3 separate regions of the Homo sapiens genome follow, and regions 1 and 3 are each linked to region 2. The links are chromatin loops, found by intact Hi-C in ENCODE. Cell type or tissue: Caco-2. All regions are shown on one strand.

Region 1 (8,000 bases), 61 kb before region 2:
GCATGAGCCACCGCACCAGGCATTTTCAGAAATTTCAAAAGAAATTTGAAGAGTCATGAACGTGACTGCACATTTACCAAACATCTCCTGTTTTTAAAGTACTTCACAGAGATTCTCCTGTTGCTTATCCTCAGTTTGTAGATCCTGAGTTCAGAGAAGTCAGTAGCTTGCCGAAGGCCACACAGCAAATGTACAGCACAGCCAGAATTCCCAAGATGTTTATTCTCTTCTTGCCACGTGGCACAGCCTTCCAAACTGAGAGGAGGAAGAAGCAAGAGGGTTGCGTTGCTACCTCAAGGGGAATCTCCCACTTGCCAAACTCACAAAATCCCTATTCCCAAGGCCCACCGCCACCTCCCTGTCCTCCCAAGTTCCTTTCTTCCTTGAGGTCCTGTATCGGGCCCCTGCCCTTCTGCCATGTTCCGTCTGCCCCGTTCTAGTGGTGTGAGTTAGTGCTTCTCAGAGCTGTTTTCACCTGTAATCCTCCGGAGAGCCTTTTAGACTTTTTTTTTCAATTGTCCCCCATGATACTTCAATACCACATGTATACTGTTATCTGTTTTTGTATGGTACATATATTGTGTATTACGTATATTATTTTTTTTTTTTTGAGACGGAGTTTTGCTCTTGTCACCCAGACTCAAGTGCAATGGTGCGATCTCGGCTCACTGCAACCTCCGCCTCCTGGGTTCAAGCAATTCTCCTGCCTCAGCCTCCCGAGTAGCTGGGATTACAGGTGCCCACCACCACGCCTGGCTAATTTTTTTGTATTTTTAGTAGAGTCGGGGTTTCACCATGTTGGCCAGGCTGGTCTTGAACTGCTGACCTCAGGTGATCCACCTGCCTCGGCCTCCCAAAGTGCTGGGATTACAGGCGTGAGCCACTGTACCTGGCAGATAGATAGATAGATAGATAGATAGATAGATAGATAGATAGATAGATTTTTTTTTTTTTTTTTGAGATGGAGTCTTGTCACCCAGGCTGGAGTGCAGTGGCGTGATCTCAGCTCACTGCAACTTTCGCTTCCTGGGTTCAAGTGATTCTCCTGCCTCAGCCTCCCGAGTAGCTGGGATTATAGGCATGCACCACCATACCCGGCTAATTTTTTATACATGTATTTTTGGTAGAGATGGGGTTTCACCATGTTGGCCAGGCTGGTCTAGAACTCCTGACCTCAAGTGATCTGCCCGCCTCGGCCTCCCAAAGTGCTGGGATTACAGGCATGAGCCACCGTGCCCGGCCTATATTAATATTTTCTAAAGTGAGATTTTCTCATGTCTTCCCAAGAACCAGTTTTACCCCTTCAAGAGCAGTAGCATTTCTATAGAGAACATGCAGTGTCAAGGCTGGTAGCAGGTGCAGCCACAGCAGCACAGCATTGTCCAGGGCTTCATGTGAGCCTGAACAACTGCAAGAGCTGCTTGTGCATTCACCTGTCAGTCTTCTCCATATGTGTTCATGACCAGGTTCCATCCAGAACTGATAAGCTGTCCCCCTCCATTGACCTCTTCTTGAAACTCTTCTCCAATTCTATTTTGATCCTTGCCAATCTTTTCCCATCTTTGTTCACTTACGGGCTAGATGTCGAAGTGATTACAGCAAAGCAAAAAACATAGCAGGATGTTTGTTTTCTCTTGCAGGTGGCGAGATTACCCCTGATCATCGCAAAATCCATACTTTCTCAGCTTTTTAAACTTCTTCTAAACTGCCACTTTAATTTCAATACAGTGTTTCTCAGTTGCTGTTTCAAAAGAACATTTAGATTTTGAATACATACCAAACCAGCCCTTTTCTAGACTTCAGGAGAGGCAATCTTCACCAAACACTGAGCTAAATTCTTTTCAGAGATTATTGATATTTCATTTTTGCTGCAGCTGCTATTTTACACAGGAGAAAATGGAGGTTCAGAGATGTCCATTAATTCACCCAAGGTCACATGAGGATAAGCGCTGGTCAGCTCAGGCTGCAAATTCAAGACAGACTGGTTAACCATGATAATAAGCCATCACTTAATTTTAGTGTATCACTTCCCTCAAAGTGGGGAGGAGCACAGAAAGTAGAGATTTTAAAAGAGGAAGGAGGAATCTTTGTGCTTGAAATAAGTTTATTCTCCCAAACACAATAGCGTGATCCTGTTGCTGAGTATTACATAGGCCTTTTTAAGAGATGCACCTGATAACTGATGAAGATTTGCTACTCGGCCACTTACTTTACTGCTCTTAGCAAGACAATTCTCTCTTACTACCCAATTACTATGTTACAGAATGATTCCCTCAAAGGAGAATCTTCCCAATGACCACAAGGCTCCAAGGGGGAAAGCTTAACCTCTTAGCCTTTACCCAATGTGCCCAGAGACTTTCAACAGCTGTGAGAATGAGTTGTGTTTTCTCCGTTATTCAAATTTGCTTTCCACATAACGCTCTTCAGTTCAGTCTGCATTGTGTTAACCTTGAATAGTTTCTTTTATCCTTGTAGAATTAAGTAAACACTCCATCAGTTTCTTTCCATACTTAAGGAAAGAAAATATTTTACTTCTATAATGTTCTGTGATGTTTCTTTTTTATCATGTATGCACTAACGGGGAATATGCCTTCTGTAATGCTCTATATACAAATTTCCTCTAACCCTCACCACAACTTCCGGTTACTGGCTCAATACCTAGTTCCAAGATTAAAAAAAGGAAGCTCAGAGAAGTGAAGTGACTTGCCTGGGGGCACAAAGCTGGGTATTGACGGAAGAAGAATTCATGCCCACTTTCTGCTGGCACCAGGATTCATGTGCTTTTCACTAACACCATTTTCCCACGCGTGGCCAACAAACATATCAGTCAAAACTATCCTCTTTCAGGCATCTTTAGAACTTCTACCAGAAGCCTAAATTTTATATTTAGAATCCAACCAAATGACAAAAAAGAAAAGAAAAGAAAAGAAATCCCTTTACCTGACATTTTCAGTTCATCACTTTTTAGGTTCTTAAAACTGGCAGGCAGACTTCCAATTTCCAGTCCAGCAAGCACGAAGCTTGGGAGTCAGCACTTCATCCTAACAACAAGGAGAAGGCTAACCAAACTAAAAACCAAACAGTTCTTTTAGATTCTTATGGCAAGAGAGGTCATGGGGCAAACCATTACTCCCCAACCTGGAGAGACCAGCAGACGAATATCCGGAATCACAATTTACCAGGGCAGAAAGCTCCGTGGGAACCGGTGCCAGGGTAGGCACACCTGGGAGTTCGCCACCAGCCTGACCAACATGGAGAAATCCCGTCTCTACTAAAAATACAAAATTAGCCAGGCGTCGTGGCGCATGCCTGTAATCCCAGCTACTCAGGAGGCTGAGGCAGGAGAATCGCTTGAACCCGGGAGGCAGAGGTTGCAGGGAGCCAAGATCGCGCCATTGCACTCCAGCCTGGGCAATAAGAGCAAAACTCCATGTCAAAAAAAAAAAAAAAAGATTATTTTTTTACACCTGAAGTGTAATTGATTCATGACTGGAAGCTCATGTGTGGACAAGTCAGAAAGTTAAAAACTCCAGAGGCTGCATGAAAGACAACAAGAGAATGAGAAGATAAGCCACAGACTGAGAGAAAATATTTGCAAAAGACACAACTGATAAAGAACTATTATCTAAAATATACAAAGAACTCCTAAAACTCAATAAGAAGACAAACAATGAAATTTTAAAATGGGCCAAAGACCTTAACAGACATTTCACCAAAGAAGACACACAGATCATAGATAAACCATGAAAAGATGCTGCACATCTTATGTCATCTGGGCAATGCCAAGTATACACATGAAATACCATGAAATACCATGACAATGAAATACCATGACACACTTATTAGAACGGCCAAGACTCAGAACAACAACACTACCAAATGCCAGTGAGGATGTACAGCAATAAGAACTGTCATTCATTGTTGGTGGAAATGCAAAATGGTCCAGGCACTTTGGAAGACAGTTTGGCAGCTTCTTACAAAGCTAAACATAATCTTACCATATGATCCAGCAATTGTACTCCTTGGTATTTACCCAAAGAGTTGAAAATTTATGTCTATACAAAAATCTGCACATGAATGTTTATAGCAGCTTTATTTATAATTGCCAAAACATGGAAGCTACCAAGATGTCCTTTGGTAGATGAATGGATAAACAAATGTAATACATCCAGACAATAGAATATTATTCAGCACTTAAAAAAAAAATTGCTATCAAGCCATGAAACGACATGGAGGAAAGATAAGTGCACATCACTGAGTGAAAGTAGCCAATCTGAAAAGACTCCATACTGCCCGTATCCCCAGCACTTTGGGAGGCCGGAGGCGGGAAGATCACTTAAGGCCAGGAGTTTGAGACCAGCCTGGCCAACATGACAAAACCCCACCTCTACTAAAAATATAAAAATTAGCTGGGTGGGATGGCACTCACCTGTATTCCCAGTTACTCAGGAGGCTGAAGCGGAAGAATCACTTGAACCTGGGAGGCAGAAGTTGCAGTGAGCCAAGATCATGCCACTGCACTCCAGCCTCAGCAACAGAGCGAAACTCCTTCTCAAAAAAAAAAAAAAAAAAAACCACAGACATATCTCAGAGATATTGCAGATTCTGTTCCAGGCCCCCACAATAAAGCAAATATGACAATAAAGTGAGTCACACATTTTTTTCCCAGTGCATATAAAATTTATGTTTGCACTATTCTGTAGTCTATTGAATGTGCAATAGCATTATGTCTAAAAATATTTATAGACCTTAATGTAAAAATATTTTACTGGCAAAAAAGCTAATGATCATCTGAGACTTCAGACAGTTGTAATCTTCTTGCTGACAGAGGATCTTGCCTCAGTGGCTGCTGACTGATCAGGGTGGTGGTCGCTGAAGGTTGAGGTGGCTGTGCCAATTTCTTAAAATAAGGCTACGAAGTTTGCTGCTTCAACTGACTCCTCCTTTCACAAAAGATTTCTCTGTAGCATGAGATGCTGTTTGATAGCATTTTACCCACAGTTGAACTTTTTTAAAAATTAGAGTCAGTCCTCTCAAACCCTGCCACTGCTTTATCAACGAAGTTTATGTCATACTCTGAATCCTTTGTTGTCATTTCAACAATGTTCACATCTTCACCAGGAGTAGATTCCATCTCAATAAAATACTTTCTTTTTTTTTTTTTTTTTTTTGTGGCAGAGTCTTGCTCTGTCGCCCAGGCTGGAGTGCAATGGTGCCACCCCAGCTCACTGCTACCTCTGACCCTGGGTTCAAGCCACTCTCCTGCCTCAGCCTCCTGAGTAGCTGGGATTACAGTTGTGCACCACTATACCCGACAATTTTTGTATTTTTAGTAGAGATGGGGTTTCGCCATGTTGGCCAGGCTGGTCTCGAACTCCTGGCCTCCAGTGATCCAACCACCTCAGCGTCTCAAAGTGCTGGGATTACAGGTGTTAGCCACCACATCTGGCCTTAAGAAACCACTTTCTTTGCTCATCCATAAGGAACGAGTCCTTATGTGTTCAAGTTTTATCATGAGATTGCGAAAATTCAGTCAGATGTGCAGGCTCCACTTCCATTAATCATTACAGTTCTCTTGCCGTTTCCATCACGTCAGCAGTTACTTCCTTCACTGAAGTCTTTAAACCCCTCAAAGTCACCTATAAAGGCTGAAATCAACTTCTTCCAAACCCGTTAATGTTGATATTTTGACCTCCTCCCATGAAGCAAGAATGTTTGTAATGGCATCTAAAATCATGAATTCTTTCCAGAAGGTTTTCAATTTACTTTGCCCAGATCTATCAGAGGAATCACTATCTATAGCAGCTATAGACTTAGAAATGTATTTCTTAAATAATAACACTTGAAAGTCAAAATTCCTCCTTGATCCAAGAGCTGCAGAATGGACGTTGTGTCAACAGGCATGAAAGCAACATTCACCTCCTTGAACATCTCCATCAGAGCTCTGGAGTGACCAGGTACATTGTCAATGGGAAGTAATATTTTGAATTTTTTTCCCCTGAGGAGTAGGTTTCAACAGTGGGCTTAAAATTTTCAGTAAACCAAGCTGTAAACAGATGTGCTGTCAACCAGGCTTTGTCGTTCCACCTATAGAGCATGGGCAGAGTAGATTTAGCATCATCTTTTTAGGGGCCATAGGATTTTCAGAATGACAAATGAGCACTGGCTTCAACTTATAGTTACCAGCTACATTAGCCCCTAACAAAAGAATCAGTCTTTGAAGCTTTGAAGCCAGGCATTGACTTCTCTCTAGCTGTGAAAGTCCTAGATGCTATCCTCTTCCAATTGAAGTTTGTTTCGTCTACACTGAAAATCTATTGCTTAGTGTGGCCACCTCCATCAGTGATCTTAGCTAGAGCTTCTGGAGAACTTGCTGCAGATTCTTCATCAGCACCTGCTGCTTCACCTGCACTTTTATCTTTTTTTTTTTTTTTTTTGAGATGGAATCTAGCTCTGTTACCCAGGCTGGAGTGCAGTGGTGTGATTTTGGCTCATTGCAACCTTCGCCTCCCAGGTTCAAGTGATTCTCCTGCCCCAGCCTCCTGAGTAGCTGGGATTACAGGTGCTCGCCACCATGCCTAGCTAATTTTTGTATTTTTAGTAGAGACAGGGTTTCACTATTTTGGCAAGGCTGGTCTCGAACTCCTGACCTCGTGATCCACCTGCCTCAGCCTCCCAAAGTGCTGGGATTACAAGCATGAGCCACTGCGCCCAGCCTTGCACTTCTATCTTATGGAGATGGCTTCTTTCCTTAAACTTCATGAGCCAACCTCTGCTAGCTTCCAACGTTTCTTCTGCAACTTCTTCACCTCTCTACCTTCCACAGAATTGAAGAGAGTTAGAGCCTTGCTTTGGATTAGGTTTTAGCTTAAGGAAATATTATAGCTGATTTAATTTTCTATCCAGACCACTAAAATTTTCTCCATCTCAGCAATAAAGTTGTTTCACTTTCTTATCACTTATGTGTTCACAGGGGTGGTACTTTCAATTTCCTTCAAGAACTTTTCCTGTGCATGCACAGGCTGGTTAGTTGGCACAAGAGGCCTAGCTTTTGGCTTTTCTTGGCTTTTGACATGCCCTAATCATTTCTAACTTTTGATTTAGAGTGAGAGACATGCAACTCTTCCTTTCATTTCAACACTTAGAGGCCATCACAGGGTTAGTAACTGGCCTAATTTCAGTATTGTTGTGTCTTAGGGTCTAGGGAAGCCTAGAAAGAAAGTGAGAGATGAAGGAAAGAAAGAAAGAAAGAGAGAGAGAGAGAGATGAGCCAGTCAGTGGAGCAGTCAGAACACTCACAATATTTATCAATTAAGTTTGCCATCTTATATGGGTATGGTTCATGGTACCTCAAAATAAGTACAATAGTAACTGAAAGATCACTGATCAGAGATCACCATAGTAGATATAATAACAATGGCAAAGTGTGAGTATTGTGAGCATTACCAAAATGTGACACAGAGACACAAAGTGAGCACGTCATACTCACTTTGTGGTTGGGAAAATGGTGCTGATAGACTTGCTGGTCACAGGGTTGCCACAAACCTTCAATTTGTAACAAACATAGTACCTGAGAAGGGCAATATAGTGAAGCATAGTGAAAACAAGGGATGCCTGTACATAAAGCTTGAATTATAAGCTTTATGTGGCCAGATTAATGATATTTTAAACAGTTTCATTGGAATATATTCACATATTATGAAAGTCACCCTTTTAAAGTGCATAATTCAATTGTGTTTGGTGTATTCATAGATATGGGCAACCACGAACACAATCACTTTTAGAACATTGTTATCACCTCACAAAAAACCCTATAAACTTTACCTACTATCCCCTAATCCCCCGGTACCCACTCCTCCTGCCCTGCCAGCCCTAAGCAACCTACTTTCTGTTCTATAGATTGCCCAATTCTGGACTCGTTTTATTTTATTATTTTATTTATTTTTGAGATAGGGTCTCTCTCTGTCACCCAGCCTGGGGTGCAGTAGCATGATCATAAC
Region 2 (8,000 bases):
TGTGTGTGTGTGTGTGTGTGTGTGTGTGTGTGTGTGAATATGCATATGTGTGTGTATTTTTTTGTCTGTTTTTGAGATGGAGTCTCGCTCTGTCGCCCAGGCTGAAGTGCAGTGGTGTGATCTTGGCTCACTGCAACCTCTGCCCCCCGGGTTCAACCGATTCTCCTGCCTCAGCCTCCCAAGTAGCTGAGACTACAGGCATGTGCCACCACACCCGGCTAATTTTTGTATTTTTAGTAGAGACAGGGTTTTGCAGTGTTGACCAGGCTGGTCTCGAACTCCCGACCTCAGGTAATCCGCCCACCTCAGCCTCCCAAAGTGCTGGGATTGCAGGCGTGAGCCACCATGCCTGGCCATGTTTTTTTGTTTTTAATTAGTTAGAAGCCCTTTGTTTTTTGGAGGAAAAAAGTATATCCATCCATCCAATGCAGGTAAAATGTAAATCAGTACAACCTTTGGGGGGGTGCATTTGACAGCATGCATCATGAGCCTTAAAAATATATCACTTTTTGATGACATCGGCACTCTTCAAAATACATAGGATTACTTTTACTCCAGTATTTCACTGCTAGGAATTTATCTTGTGTAAATAACATGAAAAAGAAAGAAAGAGAGAGGGTGGGAGAAGGAGAGAGGGAGAGAGGAAAAAAATACAACCAGAATGTCTGGCAATGGGAGACTGTTTAAATGTTCCCTGGTAGAATATGAAATAGCTCTTTCATTTATTCATTCATTCATTCATTCATTTTGCGACAGGGTCTCATTATGTCACCCATGCTGGAGTGCAGTGGCACGATCATAGCTTACTACAGCCTCAAACTCTTGGGCTCAAGCAACCCTCCTGCCTCAGCCTCCCAAGTAGTTGGGACAACAGGCACACGCCACTACCCCTGGCTAAATATTTTTATTTTTTTAGAGGTGGGGGTCTCACTATGTTGTCCAGGCTGGTCTCTAACTCCTTGGCTCAAAGAAACCTCCCACTTCATCCTCCCAAGTAGCTGGGACTACAGGTACATGCCACCATGTCTGGTTAATTTTTTTAATTTTTATATAGCCCTTTTAAATGGTACTTAGTAAAGAATGTTTAACATCATGATGGAAAAGTAGTCCCAAATATAAAGAAAAAACATAGGATATTAAACATGTTTCGTTTTTTCTAAAGCATATATGTTTTTAAATGCAGAGAATGAAGACTGAATGAATTCATAGCAAAATGTCAATACAGATTATTGCTGAGTGGTAAGATAGCACTGATTTTATAGTCTTCATTTTGTTTTTAATGATTGTGTTTAATTGTCCTACTGTGGATGAATATTAATTTTGGAAGTCAGTAGTGTAAATAAACCCCAGTGTAAAACAAACTTGGGTTAAGTTTTCAGCTGCATTAATCTTTCCAGTGATCTTAAAAGAAGTTATTTAATGTTTGTAAATCTCAATTTCCTCATCAGTAAAATGGGCATAACATTCATGTCTATTTTTAAAACCTGTGAGTCATAAATGAGATAAATGACATAGTAAGGGATTTAGCATTGGGACTGGCAAACAGTATGAGTTCAATAAAAGTTATCTGTAATGGTCGGGCACAGTGGCTCACACCTATAATCCCAGCACTTTGGGAGGCCAAGGCTGGCGGATCACCAGAGGTCAGGAGTTCGAGACCAGTCTGATCAACATGAAGAAACCCCGCCTCTACTAAAAATACAAAATTAACCGGGTGTGGTGGCACATGCCTGTAATCCCAGCTACTCGAGAGGCTGAGGCAGGAGAATCACTTGAACCCGGGAGGCGGAGGTTGTGGTGAGCTGAGATCATGCCATTGCACTCCTGCCTGGGCAACAAGAGCGAAACTCCACCTCAAAAAAAAAAATTATCTGTAATGAGAAAATAATGATAAAAATGTTTTCTTTGTGTTAGCCATATATTTAAATAAACATTTCTACGGTTTCTAAGTGTGCTAATCAAACATTCAGCTTCCACTAGGAAATTCTGCTAGCGGGAAAAAAAAAAGAGAGAGAGAGAGAAGGAGAGAAATACATGACCCAGTGTATCTTTATTAGCCTTGTAATCTATGGATATTTCTTTGGAGCTGTGAAAGGCATTGTTAAGCCTTTATTAATCATAGGCCATTGAGTGTTTACCAGGGGCGATTCTTCCTCCCAGAGGACGTTTGGCAATGTCTGGAAACATTTTCCATTGTCACAGCAGGGGTGGAGGTGCTACTGGCATCTAGTGGGTAGAGGCCAGGGATACTGCTAAATATCCAAGGCACACGACAGCAACACAAAACAAAGAATTATCCACCCAAAATGTCAACAGTGCTGAGGTTGAGAAGCTGCTCGTAGCGGCATTATGTACAACCTGACTGCGGAGGAGTGTGTAACAAAGTGAGCTTATTGCCTTCCTGCTTTTTCATCCATTGTATGTTTGTGTATGAAACTGAAGTGGAAACATTTTGGAAACACCTCCTCAGCCCACCCCACATAGAATATTCTTTCTCTTTCTCAACCCAATAGATCTCAGGTCCTATTGTGCACCAAATCTCTTTATCAGGGTTAAAAGACGAAGAAACACACAAGCAACTCATTGAAAGCCAGGGTAAGTTAGAGGTAGTAGGGTGAAGGTTAAGAGCTTGACTTTTGGAGTCTGACCAATGTAAGTTCAAAAGTCACTTTCCTCACCTGCTACCCATGTGATTCTGGGTAGAATTTTTTTTTTTTTACTTCTCCACAAGTTAGTTTCCTTAAATAAAAAACGGAACTAACCACACCTAGGATCACAAGGTTATGAGAATTAGATGTGAAAAGATAACGTAAAGCCTTTAACCCAGAGGCAGATTATGGGAGGAATTCAACAAACTGAAATAAAAGTAGGAGAAGGAAAAGAGAAAAGAAGGACTCTTAACAGTTCCTTTACTACAGAGCTGGGTTTGGTAAGCACTTCAGAATGCCTATTAAAGCCTAATGCGTTTGACCTGAAAGCCAGCAGCAACTCAACTTAACAGACAATGTACTTGATCAAACAAATCACAAGGAAGATGACAAATACAAGTTGCTGGACAAACCTGTTTTCTAAAAGAACAGATGCTGAAGCAATGATCCTAGGTGCCAAGAAAGGAATTCACAGGACCATGCTTTGCCAACAAATAAGTTATCGGATCAGAAGTAATTGTCACTGGTTCATCGGTGTCAAAAGTCAACTCCAAATTGCAAAGCTGGAAAACATCTTTGCAACATGTATGACAGACGCCTAATAGCCTATATAAAGAGAACTTACAGATGGAAAATCCTCAAAATAAAGGCAATACCCGTAAAAAGAAATATAAAAGGCTGATCAATAGATGCCATGATGTTCAGCTTATTGGCGAAGCTGCCCCATTTCACAGCTTCGGGGGGGGTGTCTATTTGGAAACAGACACTCCAAATAGAGAACTGTGAAACTGGCAGCCTGCCTGACCATATTCAGTGCCCCTGCTTAGTAAACAACAACAATAAGTAAAACAATGAGAATATTGTAATACAGTTGTCCCTCCATATCCCTGGGGGATTGGTTCCAGGACCTCCCACGGATACCAAAATCCACAGATGCTCAAGTTCCTGACAGAAAAAGGTGTATTTGGCAGGCCAAGGTAGGCGGATCACTTCAGCTCAGGAGTTCCAGCATAGTCTAGACAACATGGCGAAACCTCATCTCTACAAAAAGTACAAATATTAGCTCAGCATGATGGCGTCCCCCTGTAGTCCCTGCTACTTGGGAGGCTGAGGTGGGAAGATGGCTTAAGCCCAGTAGGTGGAGATTGCAGTGAGTCAAGATCTTGCCACTGCACTCCAGCCTGGGCAACAGAAACACACCCTGTCTCAAAAAACAAAAGAAAAAGGTATATTTGCATACAGCTTATGTACATCCTCCTGTACACATTAAGTTACCTGTAGATTACTTATAACACCTAAGCCTATATAAATAGTTGTTGTACAGTATTATTCAGGAAACGACAAGAAAGAAAGTCAGTACATGTTCACTGCAGATGCATTTTTTTTTTTTTTAAACAGAGTTTCACGCTTGTTGCCCAGGCTGGAATGCAATAGCGCAATCTCTGCTCAACACAACCTTCGCCTCCCGGGTTCAAGTGATTCTCCTGCCTCAGCCTCCTGAGTAGCTGGGATTACAGGCATGTGCCACCAAGCCCGGCTAATTTTTTTGTATTTTTAGTAGAGGCGGGGTTTCTCCATGTTGGTCAGGCTGGTCTCGAACTCCTGACCTCAGGTGATCCGCCCACCTCAGCCTCCCAAAGTGCTGGGATTAAAGGCGTGAGCCACTGCGCCCGGCAATCATCTTTTTTTTTTTTTTTTCAAATATTTTCAGTTGAGTTGAGTTAATCCATGGATACAGAATCCGCACGTACGTAGGGCCAACCGTCCTGAGAGGAATTTTTTTTTTTTTTTTTTTTTTGAGACAGGGTCTCATTCTCTCACCCAAGCTACAGTGCAGTAGCATCATCATGGCGCACTGCAGCCTCAACTTCCCAGTCTCCCGCAATCCTCCCATCTCAGTCTCCCAAGTAGCTGGGACCACAGGCATGCACCACCATGCCAAGCTAATTTTTGTATTTTGGGTAGAGACAGAGTTTTGCCATGTTGCCCAAGCTGGTCTCAAACTCCTGAGCTCAAGCAATCCTCCCACCTTGTCCTCCCAAAGTGCTGGACTTATAGGCATGAGCCACTGCACCTGGCCTACCTGGGGGGATTTTTAAAAGCATCTTTATTGACATGTAATTAACATACAATAACTACACATATTGAAAAGGTACAATTTGTTTTGTTCTGTTCTATGTATATGACCATGAAATCATCACCACAAATCAATATAGTAACCATATCCATTAGTCCAAAAGATTTCTTTGTAATTACTTTATTTTGTTCCTCCCGCCGATTACCAGGCAACCACTGGTCTGCTTTACTATAGATTAGTGTCATTATAGGTTAGTGTCACTAAATGGAGATTAGTGTATACTTCTTAGTGTTTATACAAATGGAATCAAATGGCATGTACTCTTTGTTGTCTGGCATCTTTCACTCAGCATAATAATTTTGAGAATCACTAATGTCATTGCATGTATCAATAGTTCATTTACTTTTATTGCTGAGTGCTATTCCATTGTATGGATGTACCACAATTTGTTTATCTATTAAGTTGTTGACGGACATATGGTTTATTTTCAGTTTGAAGTTATTACAATTAAAACCACTATAAACATTTGTGTACAACTCTTTGTATGGACATCTATTTCCTTTTCTCTTGGATAAATACCAAGGCATGAAATGGCTAGATCATAGGGTAGATGGACATTGAACTTTTAAAGAAACTGTCAAACTATTTTCCAGAATGGTTGCAACATCTTTCTTTCCTACCAGTGGTATATGAGAGTTCCAGTCCCTCCACATTCTTTTTCTTTCTTTCTTTTCTTTTCTGAGATGAAGTTTCATTCTTGTTGCCCAGGCTGGAGTGCAACGGCACCATCTCAGCTCACCACAACCTACGCCTCCCAGGTTCAAGTGATTCTCCTGCCTCAGCCTCCTGAGTAGCTGGGATTACAGGCATGCGCCACCATGCCCAGCTAATTTTGTATTTTTAGTAGAGACAGGGTTTCTCCATGTTGGTCAGGTTGGTCTCAAACTCCCGACCCCAGGTGATCCACCCACCTCGGCCTCCCAAAGTGCTGGGATTACAGGCATGAGCCCCCATGGCAGCTTTTTTTTTTGAGATAGAGTCTCAGTCTGTCACCCAGGCTAGAGTACAGTGGTGCAATCACGGCTCACTGCAACCTCCTCCACCTCCCAGTTTCAAGCGATTCTCCAGCCTCAGCCTCTCGAGTAGCTGGGATTACAGGAGCACACAACCATGCCAAGCTAATTTTTAAATTTTTAGTAGAGATGGGGTTTCACCATGTCAGCCAGGCTGGTCTTGAACTCCCAACAAATGATCCACCCACCTTGGCCTCCCAAAGTGCTAGTATTACAGGTGTGATCCATTGTGCCTGGCCAAGTCCCTCTACATTCTTGCCTACTCTTGGTATGGTTAGCATTTTAATTTTACCAGAAAATATCATGAATAATAAGGTAATATATAATATTTTGAACTATAAGATTTGCAAAAGAATTTCCATTGTTAATAACCAGTGTTGGTAACATATAGAAGAAAGCACTCTTATATACTGATGTTAGAAATGTAAATTAGCACAATTTTCTGAGAGCCAGCTTGGCAGTGTATATCAAATGGCTTGAAGTCTTTTTTGTTTTATTGGGCAATTCCACTTCTGGGAATTTATCCTAAAAAAAATAAGAATGCGTGCAAATATATATAGACAATGCTATTCACCTCATTGATGTAATAGTATAAACATGAAATCATGGAGACATAATCAATAGAGATGTATGGGATTGATACACCCATCCCTGGAATAGTGTGCAGTGGTTAAAAAATTATCTTGCAGAAAAGTATTTGTCGGAAATTTTTCATCACAACAAAAGTTGAGATAAATTTCGCAAACACTGTGTGTGATGTGACATCTGTGAGGCTGCTGTGCCTACAGGTAAACATGGGCACTGGGATGGCCTGGGTTCAAATCCCAGCTCTGACACATGATGTAGAAGCCCTACGACACAACCTTTCCCACTGTAAAGTGGTCATAATAGCATTCCTTTCTTTCAGAAGCCAAGATAAATGAGAAAAAGCACAGTGGGCTTGGCACAACCTCAGAGAGATCTTGGCTTTGTTTGTTTTTTTTGTTTTGTTTTGGGGTTTTTTTTCGGGGCGGGGGTTGTTTGTTTTTTGTTTTGAGACAGGGTCTCACTCTGTCTCCCACACTAGAGTGCAATGGCATGATCTCAGCTTGCTACAACCTCTGCCTCCCAGCCTCAAGCAATTCTTCTGCCTCAGCCTCCCAAATAGCTGGGACTACAGGTGCGCACCACCGTGCCTGGCTAATTTTTGTATTTTTGGTAGTGACAGGGTTTTACCATGTTGGCCAGGCTGGTCTTGAACTCCTGGCCTCAAGCGATTCTCCCACCTCGGCCTCCCAAAGTGCTGGGATTACAGGCGTGAGCCACCGTGCCTGGCCTAGTTTGTTTGTTTGTTTGTTTGTTTGTTTGAGACGGAGTTTCGCTCTTGTTGACCAGGCTGGAGTGCAATGGCACGATCTCGGCTCCCTGCAACCTGCACTTCCCAGGTTCAAGCAATTCTCCTTCCTCAGCCTCCTGAGTAGGTGGGATTACAAGCACCTGCCACCACCATGCCTCGCTAATTTTTTTTGTATTTTTAGTAGAGTCGGGGTTTCACCATGTTGGCCAGGCTGGTCTTGAACTCCTGACTTCAGGTGATCTGCCCGCCTCGGTCTCCCAAAGTGCTGGGATTACAGGTGTGAGCCACCGTACCCAGCCTTGTTTGTTTTTAAATAATGATTTTACATATACTGTTCTAAATGCTGGCCTTATTTTCACTATTAATCTTGATCTATATTTGTATTCTCTGAAAATAAAGATCACTATTAACAGTGGTTGTTTTGCAGATACAGGGTTTTTGGTAATTTTTTTTCTTTTCATTTATCAGTGTTTGCTAAACATTCTCTCTAAACTCACACTAGTTTTGTTATTAATAACTGTATATCAACCAGAGGTAGAATTTATTTGCATATTTTTCCTCTGGGATATTTTTCCTTTCTTATGTTTTTCCATTAAATACAGATTAAAATGTTTAAAGTTAAAAAATCTTAAAGGTAAATACAGAATTAGAACATAATTCAGCAATCCCACTCCTAGATATATATATCTAAAAGAATTGAAAACTGGGACTCAGATATTTGTACATCAGTATTTATATCCACATCATTCCCAATAGTCAAAAGGTAGAAACAACCCAAATATCCATCATTAGATTAATGAATTAACAAAAACGCAGTACATATATATAATGAAACATTATTCAACATTAAAATGCTACAACATGAC
Region 3 (8,000 bases), 110 kb after region 2:
TACTAAAAATACAAAAATTAGCCAGGCGTGGTGGTGTGCACCGGTGATCCCAGCTATTCAGGAGGCTGAAGCAAGAGAATCACTTGAACCTGGGAAGCAGAGGCTGCAGTGAGCCAAGATTGCATCACTGCACTCCAGACTGGGCAATAGAGCGAGACTCTGTCTCAGAAAAAAAAAAAAAAATTAGCCAGGCATGTCACGCACCTGTGGTCCCACCTACTTGTGAGGCTGAGCCCAGGAGGTCGCAGCTGCAGTTAAGCAATGATTGTGCCACTGCACACAAAACAAAACAAAAAGAAGCCAAAAAGGAATAACTAAAATAAGATTTTCTGGTATTTCTACAAATTTGGTGTGTTTTCATTATCTTTTTTTTATTTTTATTTTTTTGTAGAGACAGGGTCTCACTATGTTGCCCAGGCTGGCCTTGAACTCCTGGTCTCTAACAATCTTCCTGCCTTGGCCTCCCAAAGCACTGGGATTATAGGCATGAGATACTATGCCCAGTCTCATTCTTGTTATCTAAGACCTAGCTTTAGCCAGGTGTAGCTAAACGTTCTATGTACATTATCGCCTGTTATCTTTGCAACAACCAAATGGAATGAATTCTTTTTTTTTGTTGTTTTTGAGACGGAGTTTCGCTCTTGTTGCCCGGGCTGCAGTGCAATGGCGCAATATCCACTCACCGCAACCTCCGCATCCCAGGTTCAAACGATTCTCCTGCCTCAGCCTTCAGAGTAGCTAAGATTACAGGCATGTGCCACCACGCCCGGCTAATTTTGTATTTTTAGTAGAGACGGGGTTTTTCCATGTTGGTTAGGCTGGTCTCAAACTCCCGACCTCAGTTGATCCACCCGCCTCGGCCTCCCAAAATGCTGGGATAACAGCTGTGAGCCATCACACCCGGCCGGAATGAATTCTTATTAAACCCATTTTATAGCTGAGGGAACAGGGGTGCAAAGCAAAAGCTTGATGAATTTGTCCAGGGTCTTAAAGAGTGAGCAGATCAGCCCAACAACTGTAGTTGGGCTACTCAAAGCAGTAACTTTGAGTCATGCACAATTCCTGGAAATGGGGGCAAAGCAAAAGTCCACTCCCAATTATTTATTTTTTTCCCAATTATTATTATTATTTTTTGAGACAGAATCTGGCTCTGTCACCCAGGCTGGAGTGCAGTGGCACGATCTCGGCTCACTGCAACCTCCCCCTCACGGGCTCAAACGATTCTCTTGTCTCACCCTCCTGAGTAGCTGGGATTACAGGGGCCTGCCACCAAGCCCGGCTAATTTTTGTATTTGTAGTAGAGATGGGGTTTCACCATGTTGGTCAGGCTGGTCTCCAACTCCTGACCTCAGGTGATCTGCCCACCTTGGCCTCCCAAAGTGCTGGGATTACAGGCGTGAGCCACCACACCGGCTCCCGATTCTTTTTTTCTGCAAAATCTATTGTCCGTATTACTGTTTTCGACACAACACCAACCTTGGCATTGGCGTTGTGATTCTCATCTAGTCTCTTCTCTTTCCTTCCTCAAGAGGTGATATATTTGTGTCCCCACCTCCTATAGTCATCTAGCCCCTGAGCAATGGGTGATTTATGGAGAGAAATTCCACACTCATTCCCTAAACAATCCACGCCTCACATTCAGTATTCCATCGCTTTCAAGCCAGGACGGCACTATTTCTTTCTTTTTTATCATCCGTAATCTGTTTTTCAGTGTCTGTATTATCATCTGCTAAATATAGTCTAATGTGCTATTTGTTTCAGTTCTCGGTGCCAAGACCTAGACGTGTCCCTTTGCCCCCACCTCAGGAATTTCCCAAATAAATCATAAATCATAAAATAGAGAACAATTGAAGTTAAGAGCCAGGCCAGTGCCTCACTCCTGTAATCCTAGCACTTCGGGAGGTCAAAGTGAGCGGATCACTTGAGGTCATGTGTTCGAGACCAGCCTGGCCAAGATGGTGAAACCCTGTCTCTACTAAAAATACAAAAATTAGCCAGGCGTGGTGGCGGGCGCCTATAATCCCAGCTACTTGGGAGGCTGAGGCAGGAGAATCCCTTTAACCTGGGAGGCGGAGGTTGCAGTGAGCTGAGATCATGTCTCTGCACTCCAGCCTGGGTGACAGAGCAAGACTGTCTCAAGAAAAAACAAGTTAAGAACCAATCCCAAGGATCCAGAAAGAAGTAGCCTAGGTAAACATTTGCTTATATGTCCCGTGTATTCTCTTCCCACCCTAATCCCATCATTTCTTCTGACAGGAAACATGCAGTGATTAATAAAAGCGCCTCCTTGAGCACTGATTTATTTTTGTCTCTGAAGGAATTAGAGGTCAGATAGTCTCTTGATTATCTCGCCCTGGCCTGAGGCTGCTCATTCATTCAGTCCTTCCCTCAAAGGATCTCTCTTTCACCTCTTCAAAAGCCAACCCCTTCCTTTCATTTTGGAAGCCTTCAGTCAAAAAGGGCTACAAGTCTGTGGCCGGGGAGGACTCCCTGCTCCTTCTGAGGGGCATGGAAGCAGCCAGCAGCCTGTTCTGAAATCAGAACTCTATCTACATGAGACTCCAAGTCAGCTTAGAGACCACTAACATTCCCGTACCTAGGTCGTGAGGATAGAAGCATGCCTGGTGTGTAAGAATTTCAAGGTAAACAAGTCTTTGAAAACCAGTCTTAAAATGGCCCTCAGGGAGCGGTTAGAGTGACTGTACATTTTTGAGCTCAGCATCAGATTTTTTTCTTCTTCAAATGAACATTTAAATTGCCCCCTCTGCCATTGTATTGTAAGCACTATAATTAGCATGATTTAAACAATGCAGCCACAACGAAACCAGATTATTTATCTGGACTTAATCTAGAAAGAACAAAGAAACCCATTGAATTTGCCCTGAAATCCAATTTGATACATAAACATGAATAGGGAAAAGTCAACATTCTGGGTAACTTTAACACAATTATATGATTTTTAAAGTACAGTACTCTAGAAAAAGACAAATGTCTTTTTAAAAAAATGACATACATAAACTCACACTTGCCACTATTCTCACTTAGGGGCCTTTCTCATTCAGGAGAAAGCCATTCCAGCTGCTACATGAAAGATACTTACTGAAAACTGCTTTGTGTATCACAGCTGTTTGTGTATTACGACACCCTCCCAGATGCAGTGACCTCTAAACTGGCTTATTTAATCAAGATATAAATAAAAATAAAAAAAATATAGCCCAGAATTCAAAATGCCAAACTTCCAAGAGCCGATCATGTTAGAAGCAAAATCAGTAATGCTTCTACCTCTTCAGGCTATTTGCAACAAGACCCCAAAAAAGCTAGTCTGTTGAAAACACGGACTTCTCCTCCCACCCCTTTGTCATTTTGTTTTGGTAGGGCCAACTGTGTATCTCTTTTTCTTAATGTTACAATTGTTAAAATAAAAATTCATTTGACACAATCCAATTTTAGGTTTGTTTATTATTATTTTTAAAATATCCAATATGTTCAAGCTTTCTCTGCAACCTTTGCTTTCTGTTTAATGCTATTAATTATATTCTTGTTCTTGCTGCTATAAGCTGCCCCTATCGGCAGAGATTCAAGAGAGACTTGAAAGAGTGAGCATATTTATCAAAAGAGAAAAAAAATAAAGAAAATAAAGACAGCACGAGAGCATATTGGATACATAAACTGTTCTTCCTGAAAAGATAAATGATTTGGTAATGAATAGATCCTTTAGGCCATAAAAAATCCATTTATTTTCTTTTGAATTTGAATAGAAGAGATTTGCATTTTTTTCCTGCGCAGTTACACTTAAATTAAAATGCAGAGCATGAGGCTAGCATACAATCAAACTAAATAATAACTGGGGCATACTGTATTATTCATAAAAACAAAATTAATAGTTTAGGGAAGGAAATCATTGTGGTAAGAAAATGTACATTGACACCAAACACCTACTGTCAGAAGGAAAAATAAAGCGATGCAGACTACTTACGAACTGGTAATTGAAGTTTGGCATTTTATTTGGGGATGGGGAGCAAGGGTCAAGGCGTTTATCTTGTATGGAATCTACAAAGTCGAAAATGTCTGCTTTTCTGATAGCAAAGTGCTAAGAACATTTCTCTGTATTTTGATGTCTAATTATACAGAGAAAGAGAGTTAACAGTATTTTTTTTTTCTCAAAGCAGAGTAGAATCAAGATACTTTTTCCCCCAAAAAAACATACTACAAGTGCATGTCTTTCTGTAGCTGGTCTGACAGGCACGATTGGCCCAGAACAGGAAGGTTGAGCAACAGCCCTCCTAATCTTTATGCTTCTTCCTTTCTCTCAACCTTCCCTTCCCCCACCCCGCACACACAGGAGAAAGTATTCCGATGTCTTTGATTGCCACCAACCTACAGTGGAGTCGGCTGAGAGATGGGTCTCTCTAGAGAGTTGTTCCTGCTACTCTCTCTGGTGACGACAAAGAACAAAGCCCAGGCCATCACAGAAGGTTCAGGAGCAGTGAGGTCTTGAAAATTTGGGAGAGAGAGAGCAAGAACATTTTTTTGAATTGAGGCAATAATATAAGATCTTCAATGTACACACACCAAACTTAAAAAGAGAAACAGGCTGTGGCAAAGTCAAAATGCCTTCCCGGGGCCAGGCAGGTGGCAAAAGAGAGGCCGGCCACCAGGCGGGGGCCGCGGCAATCAAAGGGGGAGGGGGCAGGTGTCCCTTGCCCACAGCCCTTCTATGGCCTTGCGGCTTGGAGTTTGGACCTGGTGTGGCCAGAGCTCACATTTTGTTAAGGAAAGCCAGAAATCCCAATTTTTATGTAGAAGCTTTAGAAATGTTGGTGACTATTTCAAAATGTTTGAATACCATCTGAGCCAAAGAAAACATGACTGTAGCAAACCCAACACTTGTCCACCAGTTTCCTATCTCTCCTTAGGAAGAACATAAAAGTCCAGAAAAGGATTATTTAAAACACACTGGACTTACACCATCAGTTACCTATTAATAGCTTCTGAACAACTGGCTGATTAGATAAACTGACTGATAAGACAGACGCTTTACTTTTTAACTTTGTAATATGCCATTTATTCATTCAACTTTTTTTTTTTTTTTTTTTTTTGAAACAGAGTCTCCCTCTGTCTCCCAGGCTGGAGTGCAGTGGAGTTCAGTGCCAGGATCTTAATTCACTGTAACCTCTGCCTCCTAGATTCAAGCAATTATCGTGCTTAAGCCTCCTGAGGTAGCTGGGATTACAGGCGTGCGCCACTGCACCCGGCTACTTTTTGTAATTTTAGTAGAGACGGGTTTTCGCCATGTTGGACAGGCCAGTCTTGAACTCCTGGTCTCATGTGATCCATCCACCTCAGCCTCCCAAAGCGGCAGGATTACAGGTGTGAACCACCACACCCGGCCTCAACTTTTTTTTTTTTAATTGAATGTCTACTATGTACTGGGAACTGGGCATTGCATAGAATGCTCTTTTCCAGGGGGAAATACACCATCAGAAACCCATTATTTGGGGCATACATAGTTAATAATTCCAAGAATTTGAAAGGGAAAAATTTGAAAGGCAGTATTACCTCTTATATTATTAATAGTGGGTTGCTTATTATATACTAAGTAATTAAATCTTTGATTTAATAGATTTACATCTATTTAAAGGTACTCATAAGAATTTCCCAAGAGCTATTTGTATTACAATGTTCAACTCAAATTTTGCCTTCATGCTGCTTGAAACATTGGCTAATTCCCTGAAAGGGATATTCACGTTTATCTTTTGGCATTGGAAAATTGACCAGCTCACTGTATTGTAGGCATTTTTCTTTTCTCTAAAGTGATCCATTTCACAATACAACTAAGCATTTTTCCTTGAATACATTAAAGTGGAGATCTCAAGATAGTGAAGTGATCTCATAAATGGTTAAAAATTGCAGATATGGACCGGGCACTGTGGCTTATGCCTGTAATCCCAGCACTTTGGGAGGCCAAGATGTGCAGATCACCTGAGGTCAGGAGTTCAAGGCCAGCCTGGCCAACATGGCGAAACCCCCGTCTCCACTAAAAATACAAAAATTAGCCAGGTGTGGTGGCGTGTGACTGTAATCTCAGGTACTCTGGAGGCTGAGGCAAGAGAATGGCATGAACCCGGGAGGCGGAGGTTGCAGTGAGCCAAGATTGCGCCACTGCACTCCAACGTGGGCTACAGAGCGAGACTCCATCTCAAAAAAAAAAAAAAGAAAGAAAGTAAAAGTACAGGTATCAGGCTGGGCACAGTGGCTCACACCTATAATCCCAGCACTTTGGGAGGCTGAAGAGAGCAGATCACTCAAGCCCAGGAGTTCTAGACAAGACTGGGTAAAATGAGGAAACGCATCTCTACAAAAAATACAAAAATTAACTGGGCGTGGTGGTGTGCACCTGTAGTCCCAGCTACTTGGGAGGCTGAAGTGGGAGGAATGCTTGAGCCTGGGAGGCAGAGGTTGCAGTGAGCCATGATGGTATCACTGCACTCTAGCCTGAGTGACAGAGTAAGATCCTGTCTCAAAAAAAATAAAAGTTAACACCAGGCGCGGTGGCTCATGCCTGTAATCTCAGCACTTTGGGAGGCAGAGGCGGGTGGATGACAAGGTCAGGAGCTCGAGACCAGCCTGGCCAATATGGTGGAACCCTGTCTCTATTAAAAATACAAAAAAATTAGCCGGGCGTGGTGGCGGGCACCTGTAATCACAGCTACTCAGGAGGCTGAGGCAGGAGAATCACTTGAACCTGGGAGGCAGAGGTTGCAGTGAGCCGAGATTGCGCCACTGCACTCCAGCCTGGGTGACAAAGCGAGACTCTATCTCAAAATAAATAAATAAATAAAATTTTAAAATAAAAATAAAAGTTTCTTGCACATTCAGAATAAGGGTAATTTGGTATAACCTTTCCAAAAGGCAGTTAGGCAATATAAAACAAAAAATAACAGAGGTTCGCTTTGATGCAGATATATATTACCTTTAGGGATTTACCTTAAGGAGAGGCCGAGTGCAATGACTCACGCCTGTAATCCCAGCATTTTAGGAAGCTGAAGCAGGCTGGTCAACCTGAGGTCAGGAGTTCAAGACCAGCCTGGCCAACCGGGTGAAACCCCGTCTTTACTAAAAATACAAAAATTAGCCAGGCATGGTGACACACGCCTGTAATCCCAGCTACCTGGGAGGCTGAGGCACAAGAATCACTTGAGCCTGAGAGGCGGAGGTTACATCAAGCAGAAATCAAGCAGAGATGGCGCCACTGCACCCCCGCCTGGACCACAAAGTGAGAAAAGGCATTAAAAAAAAAAAAAAGGAGAGCATCTCTCAAAAGGTTTTCTTGTTTTGTTTTGTTTTGTTTTTGAGACGGAGTCTCGCTCTGTTGCCCAGGCTGGAGTGCAGTGACGCTATCGCGGCTGACTGCAAGCTCCGCCTCCCGGGTTCACGCCATTCTCCTGCCTCAGCCTCCTGAGTAGCTGGGACTACAGGCGCCCGCCACCATGCCTGGCTAATTTTTTGTATTTTTAGTAAAGACGGGGTTTCACCGTGTTAGCCAGGACAGTCTTGATCTCCTGACCTCGTGATCCGCTGGCCTCGGCCTCCCAAAGTGCTGGGATTACAGGCGTGAGCCACTGCGCCCGGCCACATCTCTCAAATGTTAAAGTCTGGACACACTAGGGTGTTTGCACAAGGCTCAATTAAGAATAATTATAAATTGCAAAGAAACTAAATGTCCCTCAAAAGCTGTCAAAGGGGGCTGGGCGCGGTGGTTCACACCTGTAATCCCAACATTTTGGTAGGCCTAGGTGGGTGGATCACCTGAGGTCAGGAGTTCAAGACCAGCCTGACCAACATGGAGAAACCCCGCATCTACCAAGAATACAAAAATTGGCTGGGGGGGTGGTGCATGCCTGTATTCCCAGCTGCTCAGGAGGCTGAGGCAGGAGAACCTCTCGAATCCGGGAGGCGGAGGTTGCAGTGAGCTGAAATCACGCCACTGCACTCCAGCC

The links. Peaks named below come from ENCODE experiments on the same cell type or tissue, not always from the same donor. Only the 100,000 strongest peaks of a DNase experiment are listed, where the experiment ranks them.
Region 1: it touches region 2 in a loop (3-fold over the local background); 3 of 110 quality-filtered maps call a loop at or near these places.
Region 3: it touches region 2 in a loop (5-fold over the local background); 3 of 110 quality-filtered maps call a loop at or near these places.

What each region holds. Positions count from the first base shown.
Region 1 is chr20:53,841,986-53,849,985 of GRCh38, reverse strand. LOC124904934 (a long non-coding RNA gene) reads right to left here and starts at 4,503. Exons shown (of 4, transcript XR_007067664.1): 1 at 4,430-4,503; 2 at 1,778-1,963; 3 at 78-255. RefSeq lists a silencer at 2,613-2,672. In Caco-2, no CTCF peak of the experiment used is centred here; no DNase peak of the experiment used is centred here.
Region 2 is chr20:53,781,306-53,789,305 of GRCh38, reverse strand. No RefSeq gene overlaps it. Among named protein-coding and RNA genes, the nearest start is that of BCAS1-AS1, 130 kb to the left of the region's middle. In Caco-2, no CTCF peak of the experiment used is centred here; DNase peaks (open chromatin) are centred at 1,635, 2,245, 2,975 and 3,765.
Region 3 is chr20:53,674,523-53,682,522 of GRCh38, reverse strand. No RefSeq gene overlaps it. Among named protein-coding and RNA genes, the nearest start is that of ZNF217, 85 kb to the right of the region's middle. In Caco-2, a CTCF peak has its summit at 4,645 (motif pointing right); DNase peaks (open chromatin) are centred at 662, 2,512, 4,322, 4,692 and 2 weaker places; H3K4me3 peaks cover 1,321 bases.